Regions from separate parts of the Homo sapiens genome. Here all the other regions are linked to region 3. A link is a contact called in ENCODE Hi-C or POLR2A ChIA-PET data. All regions are on one chromosome and are shown on one strand. The core of a region is the stretch at or near the end of the contact, and the rest is flanking DNA. Distances in the headings are between cores, read along the strand shown. Region 1 overlaps TJP1 (tight junction protein 1). Region 2 holds the start of APBA2 (amyloid beta precursor protein binding family A member 2). Region 3 holds the start of NSMCE3 (NSE3 component of SMC5/6 complex).

Region 1 (3,608 bases), core at 761-3,260, 470 kb before region 3:
GCAGCCAAGGAAGGCTTAGAGGAAGGTGATCAAATTCTCAGGGTATGTCAGTATTGCAACTTATGTGGGTTAAAAAGTATTTGGATCACCAGAAAAAGGTATCAAACAACAAGCTTACTATTGTAATTAGATTGTAATCTGTAAGCAGTCTCCATTGAGCCAGTTAAACTTTGAAAGTCAAAATCCATCAGGTCTACCTTATGCTGGACTTCTCACTTCCCATTCTTGTATCTTGCTCTTGTTTACTGCTATATTTTGTGTTAGTAAAGAATGTAACATTTCATTTCTACCACTCGTGTTCATGGAAATAAAAGAAAATAAGTCTTATATCCCGATGATAATATCTACCAGGTAGTCTTTGGAAGTTCAACTAAACATTCAGACTGGCAGGACTCTGCCATGGGCCACAACTTGGCAGCAAGCAACATCAAGTGTTCCTCTCCCATATGAGTCATCTTGAAGCAATCCACACAACCTCTGGGACCTTTTTAACCCCAGATAATGGCTCAGACACAGGGAGATGGAATTCACATCAAAGGCAAATGTGTAAGCTGCCTGGCTTTGAAACTTCATACTCCACAAGAGACAGGATTAGTTACACAAATCAGGAAAGCCCAGGTTAGATGCAGAGTATCAGTAGAGTCTATAGAGTCCTCCCTTCCTTCCCCATAAACGGTTTCACCTAGTGACATAGTACCATCTTAATCTGTCTCCTGTTTCTTTTTAAAATATCCAAACCTCCATTTGATTTGCTAGATTAAACTATGTCCCATTTTAATCAGAAGGTATCTGTCCATTGTGAGCTCCTACATTTATTCTGCTTCTCTACCACAAAGTCTTTGCCGTGGCCTCTCTATTCTGGTCTCTTTCTGTACTCAGCCTGCCTCTTGCCAGTGTCCTGGATTCAGCCTCCTGTCTGCTCCAGAATCTTGTAGCTTTGTTCACTTTCTTGTCTTTCTCTCTCCACTGGTTCTTCATCTATCTTCCACTGTCTTATTTGTCCTTTTTTGCTGTTTAACTTGTTGAAGGATGTGGTTGAGGCCCTTGCCTGTTTTCTTTTCAATCATTGTGGTCATACAGTTTTGCAGCCTGGCTTCCACCTTCACCACACTGAAGCTCAGTTTTCAATAAGCCATTGCTGAGTTAATGTCATCCTCAAGCCTCATTTTCCTTTATTTTTTAGCAGCGTTTTGACTGTCTTAATCTTTTTTGAAGTACTTTTTTCCTTAGATTCCATAATACTGCCATTCTGGTACATTTTTTTATTCTTTTCCTGCCTCTTTACTGATACTTTTAAAACTTGGAGAATGTTGGTAACTCTCTGCTTCTCTTGCTACACTGCCTCTTTCTTGGGTTTGGTTGCTCAAGTGAGCAGCTCGTAATCAAAGTCTTTTCACTTAGCAATTTCCTGAGCTCTGTCATTTTCTCATTGAATCCTCCTCCTTTTCCCTTCAAACTTAGCATGTCAAAAAGTCAAGGCATCATGGTGACTTCAGACCTATTTCCATCTGATCTGATATGGTCATTCTTTCTGATGATGTTTACATTGTTGTCAATCAAGTTAGGTCAAAAACATTTAAATACAACATGTATAATAACGTTCACTATACCAAGGAAAGTAAAGAGACCTATTTTCTTACCCATCTCTTAACCCTGTTTTGAAGTAATCAGGGCATACATTTTTTTAAACGTTTCTTTCTTTTTTTTTTTTTTTTTTCCTTGAGACAGCGCCTCACTGTCACCCAGGCTGGAATGCAGTGGTGTGATCACGGCTCACTGCAGCCTTAAACACCTAGGCTCAAACATTCTTCCCCTCAGCCTCCTGAGTAGCTGGGACCACAGGCATTAGCCACCACACGTGGCAAATTTTTGTATTTTTTGTAGAGGCAGGGTTTCACCACGTGGCCCAGACTGGTCTCAAATTCCTGGGTTCAAGCAGTCCACCTACTTTGGCCTCCCAGAGTGCTGGGATTACAGACATGAGTCACTGCGCCTGGCTAAAAAATGTTTCTTAATAGTTCACTTTTGTTTTGTATCATAAAAGTAAGTGGTGCGTGTCAGGTTTTTTTGTTTCTAGGGTTTTTTTTTTTCTTTTTTAATCTGGAAAATTTCCAAAAGGTGGAAAGAAGAAAACCTGCCTGTAATCCTGCACACAGTCACTGGTGACATTTTAATAAGTTCATTTTGGCATTTAGAAGCTTCTAATAGAAGTAAATATTAACTTGGCAAACACTGAGCCTGCATTACACAGATGCTCTTACAGGGTTGCTACAGTGCAGATTGTCTTTTTAGTCCCATTTTCTTTTGATTTTTTTTCTCAGCAACTTGTAAAAAGTTACCTTTTTTCATCTAAACTGGTTAAATTTTACACAGATCTTTAATGTCAGGACACACTGAATACTATTTAAATAAATTTATACCTTTAACTCACTTTATTTGTTTCTGTTTTTTTAAAATTAGAGTGTATTCTTTTCTCCAAAGTAAAATAAAGTTTTTGGTCTTAAAAGATGTGATATTTTCGGCCGGGTGTGGTGACTCATGCCTGTAGTCCCAGCACTTTAGGAGACCAAAGCGGGCGGATCACCTGAGGTCAGGAGTTTGAGACCAACCTGCCCAACATGGTGAAACCCCATCTCTACTAAAAATATAAAAAAATTAGCTGGGTGTGGTGGTGGGCACCTGCAATCCCAGCTACTCGGGAGGCTGAGGCAGGAGAATCACTTGAACCTGGGAGGTGGAGGTTGCAGTGAGCTGAGATCGTGCCATTGCACTCCAGCCTGGGCGACAGAGCGAGACTCTGTCTCAAAAAAAAAAAAAGATGTGATATTTTCAAATTAGGTAGACTGAGAGTATCTGTGTCCTGCGTATGTTATTTTCATATTCTTAAACAGCCAAGAATGATTTATGAAATCTTATTTATTAGGTAAACAACGTAGATTTTACAAATATCATAAGAGAAGAAGCCGTCCTTTTCCTGCTTGACCTCCCTAAAGGAGAAGAAGTGACCATATTGGCTCAGAAGAAGAAGGATGGTGAGATGCTGTCAGAAAATGGAGGAGATAAACCTGTAGAGTTTGAGGACTTACAAAGGGATTTATTCCATTTTTAAAAAATAAGTCACTCATAGTTGAGTGATGAATGAATTTGTTAATCTCAAAGAAAGTTATGTAATTCTAAGTCATTTAGGAGCACAGAATTTCAGATGATTCTCATTAGCAGAGCATGCTAATAGGACTAACCTTTATAGTATTCTAATTTAAATAAAATGCCATCCAACCCTTTACAAGTGATAGAAAGTGTTGATTTATTAGCCATCAGAACCATACAAAAGTATATATGAGCAGCTTTCAGATTTTGTACTGATGTTTCTAAGCAATACACTCAGATGTTTATTAGCATTAATTCAAGAGAAAACTCCATTTTTTCTGTGATACAATTTTCACTTAGAGCCAGGTTTCTCAGCCTTGGCACTGTTGACATTTTGGACCAAATAATGTGGTTTTAGGGGCTGTCCTGTGTATTGTGGATGTTTAGGGGCATTCCTAGCCTCTGCTCACTAGATGAGATGCCACTAGCACACACCCCTTACCCTTTCAGTACACAGATGG
Region 2 (3,559 bases), core at 791-3,290, 380 kb after region 3:
TTCCAGCGCCCACCCAACTCTCCTGCTCACACACACTCACACCCCGTGGGACTCAGCCTGCAGCTCCTCCCATCCCAGGAGCCCAGGAGACCGGCAGTAGGGAGGGGCACAGACCACACTTCCTAATAAATAAGAGGGAAGACTCGGTGCCCCATCGCTAATGCCATCACCCAGTCCCAGCCCAGCCATGGAGCCCACTCCAAGGGCCCCCCTGACAGTGCTGCTAGAGCCCACCGAGGGAAGGCTGCCGGCACACAGCCACAAGCTCCAGCTTTACCCACTCACGCCCTGGACATTGCCTGGAGCCCCAGCGTTCCAGGTCCGTGTCACCCTGGCCCTCCTGCCTGGCAGATCCTAAGCTCAGGAGACCCTCTCCAGCCCAGGCTGCAGGGGGAAGCAGCCCCCACGGTCACCCAGGAATCAGCACAGAGGGCAGGGCATCCTGGACGCCCTGGACTGGGAAACCCAGATCCTGTCCCCTGCGTAGTGGCGACACACAGGAGAAACCCCTGCCTCACCTCATTGGAGGGACCCTGACCCAGAGGCCTGAGAAAAAGCCACCTGCAGGCTCCTGGCACCTGCCAACCTGCACCTTAGGAAAACTCGTCCCACTTCAACCTGCAAAGCTCTCGGGTCATTATTTCTAAAATCACTGTCCTTTCTCAAAGAGGAAGGAAAACAGAAAAATAAAACAAAAACAAAAACAGAAAGAGGCACAGGAGGTTGAAGAGGCCAGAGGCAGTTTAGCCCAAAAACAGTGCCAGACGCAAGATGCCGAGTTCGGGGTGCCTCACCCTCCACATGCCCATTTAGGAGCTGACTGCACTCAACCACAGATTTATGTCTGGTGCCTGCCAGGTCGTATCTGAATAGATCTGAAAAATTAAGCCTTCCTTCTGCCAGTAAATACGAAGTTAAGACTAGCAGGCCCCTCTAAGGCTCTGCTCTCCACGGCGGTCCTCGGCAGGCGTCGGAGAAAGGAAGTTCGCCCCCTCCCCGCCTGGGCACACCGAGGCCCGCTGCCCGGCCCATGGCGCCCTGCTTGGGGACCGGGGGCCTCGATGTTCTCCTTCACCATCTGCAGCCAGATCTCCCGCCAGCAGCCTTGCCAGGCAGTGCCTGCCATGGGGAAGGGGCCAGGCCGAGGGGCAGGTCCGCGCCGTGCCCCCAACCGGGCACCTGCAGCCCAGGAGCAACGGGGTGTGGGGTTTTGAATTGATAAGTTTTCCCCTCTGGGCCTTATTATAAAGGGAAAGGGAAGGGGGCGAAGATCTGGGCTTGGGTTCTCTGGGGGCAGCGAACCCAGAGGCGACCCCAAACTCAGTAGTTGCCGCCCGGCACGGGGACTTGATGCCGGTGCCAAGCAGCCCGGCCAGCCCGGCAGGAGTCGAGCGGACAGCCCCGCCACACAGCGCCTCTTGTCCGCGCCGGGTGGCCCCTTGCCGCGGTGCCCCCCGCGCGGGATGCGAGAGCCGCCGCCTGGTCCCCGCCCCGCCCGCCCACCCGTCGTGGGAGGGGGAAGCGGCCGGTCAGAGAGGAGTGGGGCCGCCGGGCTGTACCCCCATATCCCAGCGGCGGCCGCCCCGCAGCCACGCTGAGTCGGGAGGGCAGCGCTCTGGAGCGCTCGGGCCGCAACCTCCGCGCCGCCCCCCACGCGTCCGGGTCCTCGCGGCGCCCCGGGCGGCCCCAGGCTGCCGCCGCCGGCAAGTCAGGCAGCCCAGGTTCCCCAGCTTACCTGGCCAGGGCGCTGGGCTGCCCGGGTACGCCGCCGTCCCCGCCCCGCTGCCGCCGGCTCAGTCCGCGAGGCCGAGCTCTTTGTGAGCCCGCGCCGAGCCGCACACCGCGACTGCTAATGAGCCCGGGAAGCTGAATAGCTTCCCGAATAGCGGCGGGCGCGCCCCGGACGCAGCGTACGGCACGCAGGGCCGCCTCTGCCGGGCGCACGCGGCGCGGCTGCGGGGCGCATCCCGCACCGGCCTGCGGCTGCCGGGCCTGCGCCCCCGCCCCGGCCGCTTCCGCCTCACCCGCGCCGGGCACACTGGGGCCGGAAAACGATTCCCGGCTAGATCGCGCGCCGTGAAGAGAGGGAAGACAAAGATGCGTCCGTGCCGGGCGTGCGCGAGGTCCTGCGCCCCCTGGCCCCGGCGCTGGGACAGTCTGCAGGGCAGGAGGGTGCACTCGGGACCCCGGGTCCCCCCGGGCCGGTCTCCGGGATCGGGGCTGGGACCCAGGCGCTGGAAGGCGCGGCGCCCCGAACGCCCCGGGCCCTGGGGAGCACACAGATTCCCGGGCGTGCCCCGGCCGTGCTGGCTGGGGAGCTGCAGGGGTCTGGTCCCGCAGGTAGAGCCAGTGAACGCGAGGCTCCGCAGGTAGAGCCGGTGAACGCGAGGCTCCGCACCTTGCCCCGGCCGCCGCGCCCTGCTTGCTCGGCCCCGCGCAGCTGTAATGGGGGACCCTAGAGCGAAGAACCCTCGAGCGAAGAACTCTCGGGGATCGCGGCCTCCGAAGGCCCCATCCGGCAGAGGAGGCCCCCTGCTGCCTCCCCACCGCAGCTCCCCTAGGCGCATGCTGGACTCCCAAGTCTTCCCTGGCGGTCCCCGGTAACCATCCCAGCACCCCGTTTCTGATACTCTGTGCTGCTTTAGCCCCCAGCCCCAGGGCCTCACTCCAGGGCTTTCTCTCCTTGCTGTCCTAAATGGAGAGAACCCTGACCTCCGCGGGGCCCTGGGGAGCGTACACTCCTAGACACTCACATGCATCCCCAGGGGAGCCAGTCTTCCGCCCCTACAGCGCGAGAAATGCCCTGGAGGCCCTCGAAGGTCGTGCTGGAGACTCCGGTGTCACCTTTGGCCCTCTGGCCCTTTCACTGAGTCCCAGGCAGATGTGATGAGCCATGGGAGATGCACAGGATGCCTTGTCTGGGCAGAGCGGGGGCTCAGGGGCCTCCCTCCCCCCAAATCGTGGTGATTTGCCCTCGTTTTCTTTTCTCCTGTGGCTGGATTAGGCGAAGCTGTGGCATGGGAAGTTCTGCCCAGGTCAGAAGGCACAGAAGGGCAGGGGGACTTGGGAGTGAGGACAGCGCATCTTCCTGCTGCCCTGAGGGCCCGAGCTGAGACCCTAAGGAGAAGGGGCTGGGGGAAGCCGAATCCTGAGATGGACTAGGGTTAGATACACTGTGGACTTGGCCTCTCCACACCCTGCCCCCACCAAACATTCACAGGTTTCCAGGGCCAGAGCCGCCAGTGGGGGCTGCTCCTGGTAGGGGAGCTTTGTAGCCACAGGGCCAAACAAAGGGGCAAAGGCCAGGGCAGGCCAACGAGGTTCCTGACCTATGCCCCTCCGTACTCAGATGAGCACACCTTCACTGTCTACTTTCCACCTGCATAGACATTCTGCTTACCTGGCTAACACAAAGTTCATCCAGCCTCCTGTGGCCCAGCCTTTCACCAATGCCAATAGTGGGAAGCAACAATTAAGAAGAAGTGATTCTGAGAAGATAAATGCAGTCATCTTCTTGCCTTACTGTTATGTGGTCACATCCCATAGGAAACCAGACACC
Region 3 (3,829 bases), core at 630-3,129:
AAAGGGTCGTGATTGATCAGAGCAAGCAGGCGGTATGTGACAGGGGCTACATGCACCGGTGGTCAGAGAGAAACAGAACAGGGCAGTTCTGTTCTTTATACAATGTTCTTCTATACAATGTCTGGAATCTATGAATAACATCGGTTTCTAAGTTATGAGTTGATTTTTAACTACTGGGTTTAGGCCAGGCAGGCCCAGGCCTGGTTTTGGGCCTGGCGCTGGGCTGCCTGTATTTGGTTTTACTTCCTTGTTGTTTTTTCTTAAAACAGGTACTGAGTATAAAACAATATAAAACAATATGAGACGGTCTCTCTATTCCCTCAATACAACATCCACATCCTGCAGTAGGGACCTTTTGCAGAATTCTAGATGGCAGGAAGCTTCTATGAACCTAAGTCCAGATTTTAATTTGCAAGGAAACTGAAGCAGATGAATTTTCTCATTGTAAAAAAATGAATGCCTTGATAATATATTTGTTTTTCATAGTAGGCCTTTGTCATTAAAATTGATGCCTGAGGATATAGTTGCATCTTGTGTGGAACAGTAAGTTATTACTCATTGCATACCAGATTTTAGCATACTTGCATTAGTTCATGGAATATGATTTTACATTTACTATTGCAGTTCCAGTGCCATTATCAGATTGCATTTTCCTACTGAATTACAAACAAAAGTGTTATGCTACTAACAATTAACAAAATTTTAATAAGGTTGTGTTTGATGCTATTACTCAGATAATGTGTTCTAAATTGCTTTCCTTTGAATATATTTGCATTAAAGAGGAACTCAATTTGGTTCTTTGAAGAGTTTATCCACTTTCTGGGTAGCTTTAAAAAGACACAGGGAAATTCAGTTTCTTCTTTGCAAGTAAATAGAGAAGAAACAAATTTGCTAAGATCTGTAGAAGTCATGGCAGCAGACTGCTGATGGTTTGAGTTAATGAAATGACTCATTTTGGCTACTTGAGTTGCACAATTAAAATATACAGTAGAGACTGTATATCACATCATAGATGAGAGATAAATCCCCCAGTGTTCTCTTTTTTTTCCTCAAAGCTAATATATTATGAATTAAGAAATTTAAGAGCTCCACATTATTGCAATTCTTGATCAGTGATGCCCCAAATTAAGTAGTAATCTCTTGAGAGTGCACGTTTGTTTGCAGCATTCCTCTTACCCATTTCTGCTAAAATTGTGGTTGTGACGAAAGCAGTTGTTTTCCAAAAGATAAACCCATGTGACCAAGCTAAAACATTTACCTAATACTGACACGTTTTTTGTGGTCTTCTCATAGTTGTCTAGCTAAAGGAGTTTAATGCAGAGAATATAAATACGGAAATAGTGAAACTGAAGTCCTGCTTGCGCAGAAAGCCTGCAGCCGACTTTGGTTTTTAACAGACTCCACGGGGCATTAGAGAAAGTAACTGGGGGCAGTGGGATGGAGGGTATGAAATTGGGTGGAGGGACGAAAACTAAGAGCCCTCTGGGTCTTTTATGTCCTTCTACATTTTGTGTAGAAATAAATGTTTTTACTTTACTTCCACGGTCGGCCCTTCCTCTTCACCTTTTTTTTTTCTCACACGTTCATCCTCTGAATTCTTTCCGTTTACAAATGCTCCCGATTTAGAAACTCATAATACTGTCTGTAAAACTTGCCTGAGCCTGTGTGGTCTGAATTTAGCGACACACTTGTTTAGGAGTTTCGGTTCTCGCTCTCTGTTTGCATGGTTTGGTAACAACACTTCACTATACTAAAAATCATCGCCCGGACCTGCAGGGCTGCACGGAAAACGCTGTTCCTTTTGGTACCCGCCGCAGCCGCGCAGGCGCACCGCCCAGCCGCCCTGACGCAAGGCGCAGGCTTCATGACGCAGCACGCAGTCTCAGCCGACACTGCGCGCGCCTCCAGGCACCGGCGTTAGCGGGTCGCCGACCCGCAATCCCCGCCGCGGCTGCTTGCCTACCGGAGTGTGCGCCGGCACCTGCCGCCGGAGACATGTTGCAAAAACCGAGGAACCGGGGCCGCTCTGGCGGCCAGGCCGAGAGGGACAGAGACTGGAGCCATAGCGGAAACCCCGGGGCTTCGCGGGCCGGGGAAGACGCCCGGGTTCTCAGAGACGGCTTTGCCGAGGAGGCCCCGAGCACGTCCCGCGGGCCGGGCGGCTCGCAGGGGTCGCAGGGCCCCTCGCCTCAGGGCGCCCGCCGGGCCCAGGCCGCCCCCGCCGTGGGGCCCAGGAGCCAGAAGCAGCTGGAGCTGAAAGTGTCCGAGCTGGTGCAGTTCTTGCTGATTAAAGACCAGAAGAAGATTCCGATCAAGCGGGCCGACATACTGAAGCACGTCATCGGGGACTACAAGGACATCTTCCCCGACCTCTTCAAACGGGCCGCCGAGCGCCTCCAGTACGTCTTCGGGTATAAGCTGGTGGAACTTGAACCCAAGAGCAACACTTACATCCTCATCAACACCCTGGAGCCTGTGGAGGAGGATGCCGAGATGAGGGGTGACCAAGGCACGCCCACTACGGGCCTCCTGATGATCGTCTTAGGGCTCATCTTTATGAAGGGCAACACCATCAAGGAAACTGAAGCCTGGGACTTTCTGCGGCGCTTAGGGGTCTACCCCACCAAGAAGCATTTAATTTTCGGAGATCCAAAGAAACTCATTACTGAGGACTTTGTGCGACAGCGTTACCTGGAATACCGGCGGATACCCCACACCGACCCCGTCGACTACGAATTCCAGTGGGGCCCGCGAACCAACCTGGAAACCAGCAAGATGAAAGTTCTTAAGTTTGTGGCCAAGGTCCATAATCAAGACCCCAAGGACTGGCCAGCGCAGTACTGTGAGGCTTTGGCAGATGAGGAGAACAGGGCCAGACCTCAGCCTAGTGGCCCAGCTCCATCCTCTTGAAAGGTGGATTCAGAGGGACCCCCGGGACAAGGGTCTGAGACCCAAAGGCACAGTTTAGAGGATTGGGGGAAGGGAGAACGAACCCAGGGAGCATATTGCTGTAAACGCTTCAATGTGTGTAGCTTTAGGATGTGTTTGCAAAGTTTTGTTTTTTTAATGTTGTGTTATTTTGCTCCAGATTTTCATCTATAAACAAAGGAGCATTTGTTTTGATTTTACTCTTTTTGGTATAAAAAATTTTGCTAGCTTAGTAAAACGAATTGGAAAACTTGACTATGATCTGGAACAGATAATGCAAGAAGGAACACATAAGTAAGTTGCTTTGGTGCCAAGAAAATAAAAAAGCTATTATCAGGTCTCCTAACTACCCCAGTTTGTAAGGAAAAATAAAAGTTTTTATAAAATTAAAAAAAATAATTGCCTATATCCTTATTATGTTAACCTATTTTATTTTTCTATATTTCGTACATATATAAGTATTATTCATGGTTCCAAGCAATGAGTGTAATGTATTTTCTCCCAATAGTAATTGTTTATATTCATAATTATTCAGCTCTGCTGCTAAACACGTAGTTCCACTTCGTTTTTTTCTTCTTGCTACTGTAGTTATTACAATAAATACTGTATTTTTGAAGCACTTAAGCATTGTGTGTTTTTTAAATCGTGGGTCATGAGAGAATTTCATGACTGGAAATCAACATCTTAAAGTTTTTGCTACATATTAAGGTCAATGCTGTTTTGTAGAAGTTGTTTCACTTTTGTGTGAAACAAAATCAGGATCATGAGGTGAAATATATTTCTCACTGTGGATCTCAAAAAGGCTTATAAAACAATAGCGTAACCATTAACCATGCCTGTTTGGGAATCGGACTGTCTGGGTTGAGATCCTGGCCCCACCATAACTAGTATATGAATTTAC

What was found. A loop is a pair of places that touch in the nucleus more often than their neighbours do. ChIA-PET counts read pairs that join two places held with the same protein, here RNA polymerase II (POLR2A). Pooled maps may share reads with other maps.
Region 1: a loop to region 3 is called in a map with no recorded cell type, with 10 times the contacts of the local background. The contact joins the enhancer-like site here to the promoter of NSMCE3 in region 3. A Hi-C loop is called at or near these places in 1 of 168 maps with a recorded cell type or tissue (OCI-LY7), 1 of 37 single-sample maps with no recorded cell type and 5 of 50 pooled maps.
Region 2: a map of naive thymus-derived CD4-positive, alpha-beta T cell shows a loop between it and region 3 (4-fold over the local background). The contact joins the promoter of APBA2 here to the promoter of NSMCE3 in region 3. A Hi-C loop is called at or near these places in 2 of 168 maps with a recorded cell type or tissue (CD4-positive, alpha-beta T cell and naive thymus-derived CD4-positive, alpha-beta T cell) and 7 of 50 pooled maps. POLR2A ChIA-PET finds 5 or more read pairs at or near these places in 2 of 52 experiments (CD4-positive, alpha-beta T cell and naive thymus-derived CD4-positive, alpha-beta T cell).

What each region holds. Positions count from the first base shown.
Region 1 is chr15:29,733,698-29,737,305 of GRCh38, reverse strand. TJP1 (tight junction protein 1) reads left to right here. Exons shown (of 28, transcript NM_001330239.4): 11 at 1-42; 12 at 2,924-3,032. Among named protein-coding and RNA genes, the nearest start is that of LCIIAR, 61 kb to the right of the region's middle. Within about 2 kb of position 2,010, at least 4 of the 41 ENCODE cell types and tissues checked have a DNase peak (open chromatin) inside an H3K27ac peak, as active enhancers do.
Region 2 is chr15:28,884,455-28,888,013 of GRCh38, reverse strand. APBA2 (amyloid beta precursor protein binding family A member 2) reads right to left here and starts at 2,040. Exons shown (of 15, transcript NM_001353788.2): 1 at 1,736-2,040.
Region 3 is chr15:29,267,872-29,271,700 of GRCh38, reverse strand. NSMCE3 (NSE3 component of SMC5/6 complex) reads left to right here and starts at 1,879. Exons shown (of 1, transcript NM_138704.4): 1 at 1,879-3,829. The coding sequence starts at 1,996. The coding sequence ends at 2,910. All of the region lies in intron 2 of ENTREP2 (endosomal transmembrane epsin interactor 2), which reads left to right. RefSeq lists enhancers at 1,583-2,082, 2,083-2,584.